2 separate regions of the Homo sapiens genome follow, and region 2 is linked to region 1. Evidence: chromatin loops called from intact Hi-C (ENCODE). Cell type or tissue: sigmoid colon. All regions are shown on one strand. Links, peaks and the distances in the headings refer to the core of each region. The heading gives the core; the rest is flanking DNA.

Evidence for each region. Peaks named below come from ENCODE experiments on the same cell type or tissue, not always from the same donor. Only the 100,000 strongest peaks of a DNase experiment are listed, where the experiment ranks them.
Region 2: a loop joins it to region 1, with 5 times the contacts of the local background. A loop is called at or near these places in 16 of 110 quality-filtered maps.

What each region holds. Positions count from the first base shown.
Region 1 is chr11:19,555,373-19,560,754 of GRCh38, forward strand. It overlaps a transcript of NAV2 not described here. Among named protein-coding and RNA genes, the nearest start is that of MIR4486, 17 kb to the right of the region's middle. In sigmoid colon, for the core only: a CTCF peak has its summit at 2,479 (motif pointing right); a DNase peak (open chromatin) is centred at 2,489; H3K27ac peaks cover 156 bases.
Region 2 is chr11:20,351,486-20,356,867 of GRCh38, forward strand. No RefSeq gene overlaps it. Among named protein-coding and RNA genes, the nearest start is that of HTATIP2, 9.5 kb to the right of the region's middle. In sigmoid colon, for the core only: CTCF peaks have their summits at 2,558 (motif pointing left) and 3,955 (motif pointing left); no DNase peak of the experiment used is centred there.

The sequences.
Region 1 (5,382 bases), core at 271-5,270:
GCAGCTCTTTCATCCAGTGCAATTCCTGGGGACGAACTAGCCATAAACCAACAGCAGCCAACACTCCCAGACCTGGGGGGGGCTCTGGGCAGCTCACCACAGCATCCACTCCAATCACTGTGTACTCATAAGAAACAACAAGCAGCAGTGAACTCCAACCCGTATGAGTTTTACATGGGGAGGCCTTATTGAAGGTCAATGTTCAAGTTTTATTAGCTGTTTTGGAAGTAAACATTGCTCACATTTTTGCCTTCCCAGATTTTTGCCTTCCCAGGTACTAAAGGTTCGGGGACTCTAGGTTGAAAATGTGACTCCTTCTTTCTAGCATTCTCTGAGGGTGTGGGGTTTGTATGTCCTGAAGACCCCAAGAAGATGCCACCACCAAGGAACAATAGTGAATTTCTCAGCAATAGTGAATTCCTCTGCTCCCATGGTGCCTGGAAGAAGATGTACCTTCCTCGAGCCCACCCAGCCCCAGCCCCAGCCCCAGCCCCAGCCTGAGTGCACAGCTTGGTAGCAGAGCCTGACTAGAGTTCAGCCTGTGCTTATCACCTGGCTGGACACCCTTGAGTGGGTCACAGCCTGTGCACCTGTCCCTACAGACCCTGCCCTCCCATTTATCTTTCTCCTCCTCAGCCTCCCTTCCCTCCTCCTTTCAAAGCCTTCACTCTTCTTCAATCCTCCATGTGCTGATTCCATGTGCTTGCAGCTCCCCGGGGACCAGGAAGGGTGTCAGCGACTTGAAAATGTTCACTCTACCACTGCTGGGAATCTTGCCTAAGGAAATAATCTAAAATACAGGAGATCCTTTATGAGAGAAGACACTCATCCTAATGTCATTTGTAAAAGTGACAGGTTCAAGCCATTGTAAATGGTAAACCACAGGGGAATGTGAATTATGGTGCATCAACAAAGTGGAATATCATGCCACCATTAAAAATTATGTGTGTAAGAAGCAATGTGAAAACATGTTTATGGTTAGCAACACAGGCTACAAAATTATACTATGCAACCTGACTGCAACAATATGAACGAAGTAAACAGTTAAAGAGTGGCAGGAAAATCTGAACTGCTCATGGGCTTGGCTGGAGGAACCACAGCAGGGATCTCTTAACCCTTTTTGTGCCACAGACACCTTTGGCAGCTTGATGAGCCTATGGGCTTACCAGCATGTTTTTAAATGCCTGAAATATAAACCATAGAATTTCAAAGAAAACCAATAATATTGAAATACAGATATCAAAATGTTAAAATAATTTTTCAATATATGTGCTTCTTTTTAATACCTTAAGTAACACGATCTAGCAGAAGATCAAATAATTACTATACCTATAAGGTAGTGATGAATTCAAGTAATATTTTAAATTACATGCAATAGCTAAAATGTGGTATAAAAATGTCTAAGTTTCTGTCAGTGACAAAGTTGTCTATATAGCTAAAACTACTGTTATTTGAAGCCAAAATTCATAATAAATGACCATGCTGTATTTTGGTTAGATCATGAAATAAAAACGTCATTTTTCCTATCCAAGTTCATGTACTCTCTGAAATTCTTACTAGTCTTCTAGGGGATTTATGGACCTTGATTTTAAAAATCTCTGTATCAGAGTTTTTTACTTCTTTCTCTTTATTCTCTCTAATTCCAAAATTTTACATAATAGACATGCATTGCTTCTATCATGTAAAATAACCAAGGAATTTTAAAATTAAATAAGCAAATGAACAAAGAAAATATAATTCAGGCTTATTAGATCACTGGATGATAAGGCAGTAAGTGCTCTCAGATGCCATATCATTTAACCCGCAGGTTAAATTCCACAAGAGACATGGTATTAATGTAGCCGTTTGGCAAGTGAAGACATTGATGCCAGCGGAGGTTAAGAGACTTGTCCAAGGTCACACAGTCAGCAAATGATGGAACCAGAGTTTGAACCGAGGTGTATCATTCAAACCCAGACTCTTACCTGTTAGATCCACTGAGCCTGGCAATCTACGGCTTACGATGAGTAAACTGAATGTTTTGTTTGTAGAATTGATTTATTTTAGCCACTGTGAAGTAATCTCTTCACATGAATGTTTCTCCTGCTGAAGTACATCTGCCCTTGATTAAATGTTGTCTATGCAATTCATGGACAATCGATGGTACTCTAGGCTCTGAATGAGAAAACTGGAACTTCTGGTTGCCACAAGTCTGCTGATGGCTTAGGCAGGGACATTCTGTCTCCCAGGGGCCCTATCAGTGCTCATGTGGTCACGTAGACACACTTCAACTTGAGCTTCAGGTGGGATGCTTCCCTATAAGCAGTGAACGCGAAAAGCCTTGGCTAAAATGGGATCCACACCGAACACAGAACAGAACTGGGGCTGCACTTCCAGGTGAGAAGCATAGGGTGGGATCAAGAGGTGGCTGAAGGGATGGCAGATTCTCAAGCTGCATTCCTGCAGTCAGGATGTGTCCAAACGGAAGGCTTGGACAGTCAGTGGCCACGTGGGGGCAGCATCGAGCCAGAATGACAGAGGGCACTTCGTCTGGTGAATATCATGTGAGTCCATGTGGAGCCTCCTCTTTGGAAGATGGGGTGCTCTTGTGGGATGAACGTTGGGGAGGGACAATCTCTTTAATAACTCTGAGAGGTACTGCTCTTTTTATGAAGGGGCAGTATAACGTGGTGCTTATAAACGTGGGCTCTGGATAGTTAGCCTATTTGTATTTAAAACCTGCTGTTATTTATTAGATAACTTACTTAAGTTTTCTGTGCCTCAGTTTCTCCATGGGGTTGATATGAGGACTAAATGAATACACATTAGGCACTTTTTCAGTTATCTATTGCTGCGAAACAAACCAAGCCGAAACAACTACGTATTTGCTCACGATTCTGCAATTAGGGCAGGGCTCAGTGGGACAGCAACTCGCTTCCTCATGTGATGTTGGCTGGGCACTTCCAGTAGGGCTGGATGAGCCAAGAGGGCTTCCTCAAATGCATGGCACCTCAGCTAAAGGCTGGCAGGGCCTCTCTCTCCAGCACGAGAGTCAGAATGGTTTTACATGGCATTGTGCCAAACCCCTACTCACCTCAATAGGGAAGTCATCAGGTTCAAGAGGTTGAAAAAGAGACCCAGAGCCAACAAACAAGACATGGGTTTTGACTAGGGGCTTATGTACAGGGGAGAGAATCCAGTGGCAGCGGACTGGACAGTCAAACCACCTTCCTATGGCCCAATGGCAGCAGGCTAGGCAGAAAAGCCACAGCTGCTTGTGAACAGCATGCAATTTATAGAGCATTTTCACTTAACACCCTCCCTGAATGACCTGAACCTGGCAACATTCACTTAACCCAAAACCTGGGGCTTCAATCCCCTGTACAGCCTGTGTTCCATGGGACAGGCTGGGGGCTCGGATGTTTTCTCATAGACAAGGAATGAATGTCTGTGTTGGCCATCCCTGGATTCCCTGTCTCGGAACACACATTCAAGTCCCACACAGGTGCCATACAGGGCCATTCTCAGGGTATGTTTATGTTATTGCTGTCAAGTGTGTTTGCCCTATACATGGTGGCGCAGGACTCCAAGAGAACTAAAGGCCGTTCCCAGCCTCTTACCGCCTTGCCTGGGAGCTGGCACAGCAGTCACTTCTACCATATTCCATAAGTCAAAGCAAGTTACAAAGCCAGCCCAGATTTAAGGAAGAGAGACACAGGCCTCTCCTCTTGATGAGATGAGTGACTTGCACATGCAAGAATGGGAGGAATTATTAGTGGCCATCTTGCAAACCACCTACCACAGGTACTTATAGTAGTGCCTGGCACACAGAAAGTCCTCCATACATGGAAGCCACCTTCACAGCTGAGGAGACTGAGGTGCCTCGGCTACAGAGATTGTTCCCAAGATCACATGTCAGGTAAGGACAGAGCTAGAATTGAAGCCCAGGTCTTTCTGAATTAAAAGCCCATTCTCCTATGGCACCATTGTTGTAAGCTCTGTGCCCTTGGCCAAGTCATTTAACCCCCGAGCCTTGTTTTCCTTGTGTGATGTCAGGTGGATATAGTAAAGACAACCACCAAATAGAATTATGGCACAGACTAAATAAGGAAATGCCCAAGAAAGCATCTTATCACCTATAAAGCATTATGGGAGCATGAATTATTTTGAGATTTTAATTTGAACTTCATTTGTTCAGAATGTGTCTACTGCTGGTAGAATCTGTATTCATGCTTCCTTTCCTTGGCACTAGGGTGGCTGAGGGTGGATGGCAGGAGGGGTCACATGCTTATCCCCACAGGCAATAGCCATTTTCAAGTCTTCAAGAAGCGTCTATTGATGTGAATGTTAATGACAAGCCATTCTCATCTGTGCAGTAAGGAAACTCCCAGGAACCTTGTTACAGGAAAGGAGCCTGGGGATGGGAAGTGCTTTCTTCGGAAGCTTCTGGCACTCTCCCTTTCCCAGGGCCAGTCTGGTTTTCATGGTCTGCCCCTGGTGAGTGTCTCCAGAGCCCCCTTCTCAGTAAGCTGCCTGAGCCCTTCTCCCCCTGGGGGCGGATAGATGGACAGCCTGGAGTGCTGCCTGGTGTACCTGGAATCCCGATTTCTCTAGCTGAGTCTGCCTTAGCCATTCCCCTCACGTGCCTGCTTCGCTCTAGCTGCAGGAACCAGAAGCTGTGCTTTTATTAAATTTGATCCTCATCAGAATTGCATTTGGTGGTTTTCCAAGTTATGACTTTCTAATTAGCTTTTTGTTGAAGCTGTTTTTCATTGCTTTGCTCAGAATCGGTGGTAAAAGAGACTATTTTCTTGATGTTGTGGCCTCCTTTGGTGATTTCTCCACTTAAAAAGAGAAAAAAAAGAGTAAGGATGTGCTTCCTGAGAAATCTGATAACTAATCACAAGCTTTAGACAAACCCTGAGATTCCCAGGTTATCAGCTATTGAGACATCTGCTTCCTGCCTGCGAGAAAACAAGTTCTCACTGGGGTGCGGGGCACTGGGGATGGCTTTGGAATCAAACTTTCTGGATTCAAGTCTTGGCTCTGCTACTTGCCAGCTGTGTGACCTTGGGCACTTTAATTGGAGTCTCTGAGCCTCAGTGTCTTCGCCTTTATAACGAGCAATGTGCCTCAGATGTCTGCTGTGAAGCGCCACTGAGGTCATACCTGTAAAAGCCCTGATGTGGAGTATGCCTTCAACAACATTGCAGCTCTTATCACATTTGATAAACAACATGCTGTGAATATAAGTTTATAGAAAACTCTAAAGCACTGTACAAATATGAGCTTTATTGCTATACAAATATTGGTTTATGACTATTAAGAATAATTAGCTATATGGCCTTAGGTAAGCTACTCCATCTTTCTGAGTGTCTGGTCTAGATAATGGGTTGCACATTC
Region 2 (5,382 bases), core at 252-5,251, 800 kb after region 1:
CAAGTGTTGTCACTCATTGATGTAAAAATAAACACCAATAGATGACACAGCATAAAATTTGCATGAATTTTTAAGAAAATATATATAATTTCATTAAAATTTATTTTTGCATTCCCCAAGCTCCAAAAATAGGTTTGCACTTTTCCCTACTCTAAGGAGTGTCTCGATATATTTACTCAATATTTACTGAGCATCCGCCAAGTGCCAGGCACTAATCCAGGTGGCAGGAATATAGTAATGAACCAAACAGATACAACTCCTGTCTTCATGGAGTTTGCTTTCTAGTGGGATGTTCACCTGCACCCACCCAAGCTTCTGCTCACAATCTGAGACGACTGAATAAGGCATTCATTCCTCAGCCCTTCTCCCCAGCTTTCTTTTAAACTGGGAGAAAAATATGTTTCTTAGCTCAGCTCTTCTAATGTCATTGCCAAGAGGGAATTTAGCCTCAAGGAACATTCCATGTCTTTTCCTCCTGGCTGTCTGCCTTTCAGTCTCTAGACTCTTCTTCCTCCCTAGAAGGGAGAGGTCTAGGCTGTGTTTTAATTTCCAAGCTCTTTGATCTCCAGCTGCCACTTTAAAGTTTGAGGTATGAGGGAGTGCCCTTCCTTTGTGTGAGTACAGCCTGCATAGTCTTTCCGGGTGTCATTCATTTGGTTTGGTGAGAAGGATGATTGTAAAATCTGAAACTGCTTGACCATCTTTTCTTGAAAGGCTAGGGTTTGTAGTTGGCTGGAGTGTCTTGTGTTTTTTGTTTGTTTTGTTTTGTTTTTTTACCATACCCTAGTATGGAAGAACTGAGCAGTGACTTTGTGTGATATTGACAGCTTTATGTACATTACCTCATTTAATTCTCTCAACAGCTTCAAGAGAATGTTGAGGCTCATTATTCCCTTTTACAGGATTGGAAAGGTGAAGAACTTTTCCATCTTACACAGCTAGCAAGTGGCAAACTTTCATTTTCTCATTTATAAGATGAGAGAATTAGATTAGATATTATTTCCTTTCCAGCTCTGTAGTTGTTTGAATTTATTATTGCAGTTGGAATCCTACGAATGGGTAGTACCTGAACAAGAACAAATAGCGGGCCAGGCATGGTAGCTCATACCTGCAATCCCAGCAGTTTGGGAGGGCCAAGGTGGGAGGATTGCTTGAGTCCAGGAGTTCCAGACCAGCCAGGATAACATAGTGAGACCCTGTCTCTATTAAAAAAAAAAAAAAAATTAGCTGGGTATGGCGGTGCCACCTATAGTCCCAGCTATGCCAGACGCTAAGGTGGGAGGGTCCCTCGAACCTGGGAAGTTGAGGTTGTAGTGAGCCATGATCAAACCACTACACTCCAGCCTGGGCCATAGAGCAATACCCTCTCTCGAGGAAAAGGAAAAAAGTAAAAAAAAAAAGGCCAGGCCACACCTGTAATCCCAGCATTTTGGGAGGCCGAGGCGGGAGGTCACTTGAGGTCAGGAGTTCGAGACCAGCGTGGCCGACATGGTGAAATCCCATCTGTACTAAAAATACAAAAAATTAGCCATGCGTGATGGCACATGCCTGTAATCCCAGCACTTTGGGAGGCCAAGGTGGGAGGATAACCTGAGGTCAGGAGTTTGACACCAGCCTGGCCAACGTGGTGAAACCCCATCTCTACTAAAAATACAAAAATTAGCCTGGTGTGGTGGCTCATGCCTGTAATCCCAGCTAACTCAAGAGGCTGAGGCAGGAGAATTGCTTGAATCTAGGAGGCTGAGGTTGCAGTGAGCTGAGATCGAGCTACTGCACTCCAGCCTGGGTGACAGAGACTGTCTCAAATAATAGTAATAATAATAGAGACTGCACTCTTAAATATCACACAATTCCAAGCACTTTACGTGGATGATCTCATTTAATCTTCACACCACCCAATGAGGTTGGTGCTGTTATCATCCCATTTTACAGACGAGGAAAGTAGGGCACAAGGAAGTTAATCGCCAGAAAGTGAAAGAACTGGGAACTGAACTCAGCTGTCTTACTCCAAAGCCTTTGTGCTTAACTATTACAGATAGTTCTTCTGAAGAGATTAACAGATGAAGAGGTGAAGAGGATAAGGAGAGTTTCAAATAGGGAAAATAAGGTATTATGAAATTTTAACTTCTGATGTTTCGATGAAAATTTGTGAGTGCATTTTATCTTTCTACCCATAGGGTTTAACACACGACTGGGCACCCAACCAGTAAATGTTAATTTATTTAATTAATCCATCACTAGCAACTTCTTTCCCTTCTGCATTCTCCCAAACTGCTTACTTATTTTAGCTTTTTCACTTGTGAACTATCCCACCCCTCAACTTAACCAAGTTAATAATGAAATATTAGCCAATAAACTTAAGGCTCATAGTCATTCCATTTCTTAAAAAAGCCAAGAGAACTAATAGTAAGCATGCTTATAAATAAAGATAAAAGGAGTTAACTAGAATTAATGGTAAAAAAGGAAAAAAATAGATCAAAGGGGATTTTCCAACACTGAATGGTACCCGGGAAAATAAAACATTTCCACCTTCTCTGGCGCCCTCTTGTGCTTCCTAGCTGCAACTGTCAAGATTGCGATGCTTCCAGGAGTGCAGGACGGTGATACTGGATCTGGATTTATGTTCTGCGTTGTACACACAAACCTTTATAAACTAAACTTGTTTTTCTTCCCTGTATGTTACTCTAATCAGTGCTTATGTCAGGAATTGTAAAATATCCTTTAACCTGGGTTTCCTAGGCTGAAATTGTCCTTATCCATTTGAAGTCCCTTCAGCTCCTGCTCCTGAAGACTCACACAATCTATGAAATGCGTTTTTGGAAGTATGTCTCCCTGTCTGACTGTGTTATTTGATAAGATTGTTCTCATTGCATTCTCTCTCTCTCTCTCTTTCCCTCTCCCTCCCCTCCTCCATCTACCCTCTTCCTCCTTTCTGAGGCCAAGGCTCTGAATTCTTTGAGGAGTTAAAACTGCAGGAAATTCCTTTTGGAAGAATAAAATACAGCCATTCTCCTTCCACTTTTCCTTTATTTAAAGGCAGCCTCCAAGCAGTGCTGCTTGTTCTTCATTGTCTTGCAGAGCTTTTTGTTCATTCCTTAGTAAAACAAGCGTTTTGGTTTTTCGGGTTCACTGTGTGTGCACCACAGGACTGTTACACAAAGCCATGGGAAACTAGCAGAAGCTCAGGAAGTAAATGTCATTAAGAAACAGATCCTACGTTGTATTTGAATCACCCTCCTTCCTTTCTGATGGCTAAATCTTTCTTATGAGGTGAAACTTTTCGTACCAGGATCTTTCTTTTGTTTGGATGCGTTATCTCCCAGGAAGCTCCTCAGACCCCAGCAAGTAGACTTTGGGTGTCCTGTCCCAGTGGCTGGATAAACAGGCTCGGATATTTCAAATTCTTAGTTAGAATTAAACTGGAACTTGTTTTATGTTTACATGAAACTGAATAATTAGTGATAATATTAAAATTAATAATAATTGGCCGGGCATGGTGGCTCATGCCTGTAATCCCAGCACTGTGGGAGACGAGGCGGGTGGATCACCTGAGGTCAGGAGATCAAGACCAGCCTGGCCAACATGGTGAAACTCTGTCTCTACTAAAAATACAAAATGAATCCATAATAATCATAATTCCTGATTTATAAGGATGTTCATAAGTTTTTTTTTTTTTAAAGGAGGAGAGTTGAACCCCAGTTTGCTTCAGGCCACTACATGGTCTTTCTAAGGTGAAGACTATGTTCATTTTCTTTATGGATATTATATCTTAATACCATGTCCTTCCACAGTGAATTTCTCCTTTAACTGGGCAGCAGTATGACTCAAGGAGTTTTTAAAACTGCTGTTCCTAATTCAGTAGGTCTAGGGCAAACTCAGGCATCTTTATTTTTCTAAAGCTTCAAGGGATGTCCATGTGTAGTCAGAATTGCAAATCGCCACCATGTGGCCACGTGGTATACTGTCACAGCACACAACCAGTGCTGTGTGGTATCTGATTTGAACTTTGCTATAAACCTATGCAATAAGCAGGTTTGCCATTACCCTCAACTTACAGATAAAAAGACTAAAACTAAGAGCTTGACCAAACGTACATAGCTAGTCAGTATACAAACTGGGGCTTATACGTGGGTCATATGACTCAAAAACTTATGCTCTTTCCATGTTGTTGGAGAGAACAAGATTGATTTTTTAAAAAATAAGGTCTTTCATATGCATTACTTCCTCCTCTTTCCTGCAGTGGCTACATCGGTCCATATTTTCATCATCCCGTAGGTTACTTTGGCAAGAGCTTTCACCAGAAGCCCCCTCCTGTCTTTATCTCTTCCCTGAACACTACCTTCGGCTTAATCTTTAACCATTAAGTGCAGAGTTCATCAAGTAACTCTTTCGTTTAAAAATGACCAATATTTGTCCTGTTTACCGACTATATTAGTCCATTCTCCTGCTGTTAATAGACATACCTGAGACTGGGTAATTTATGAAGGAAAGAGGTTTAATTGACTCACATTTCAGCGTGGCTGGGGAGGCCTCAGGAAACTTACAATCATGGTGGAAGGGGAAGCAAACATATCCTTCTTCACACAATGACAGGAGAGAGAAGAATGAGAGCTAAGCAAAGGCGGAAGCCCCTTATAAAACCATGAGATCTTGTGAGAACTTACTATCATGAGAATAGCATGGGAGAAACTGCCCCCACGATTCAATTACTTTCCACTGGGTCCCTCCCACAACATGTGGGGACTATGGGAACTACAATTCAAGATGAGATTTGGGTGGGGACACAGCCAAGCCATATCAACATCTGTAGTGGGTTGAATGGTGGCCCCCCAAAAGACCTGTCCTCATCCTAACCTCTGCACCCTATGAGCATGAACTTATTTGGAAAAAAGTTCTTTGTAGATATAAATAAGTTAAAGATCTTCATATGAGGTCATCCTGGATTATCTGGGCAGGCCCTAAATCCATTGACAATTGTCCTTATAAGAGACAGAAGACACAGACACCAGAAGAGAAGACCACGTGAAGACAGAGGCAGAGATGGGAGTTTTACAGCCACAACCCGAGGAACGCCTGGAGCCATCAGAAGTGGGAAGAGGGAAGGGAGCATTCTCCCCTAGAACCTGCAGAGGGAACATGGTCCTGCTGACACTTCAATTTCAGACTTCTGAGAGAGTAAGTTTCTGGTGTTGTAAACCATCCAGTGTGTGGTCATTTGTTACAGCAGCCTTAGGAAACTAATATACCAGCTCATCACCTCTTTTTGACTTTCAGGGACCATGACATCTGTGGCTTCCCTGCCAATCCAGCCCTGGTCTTGCATAAATCCTCTGCCCATCTGGTTGTTCCTTCACTGTCTTCTCCCTGGGACCCTCAGGTCTC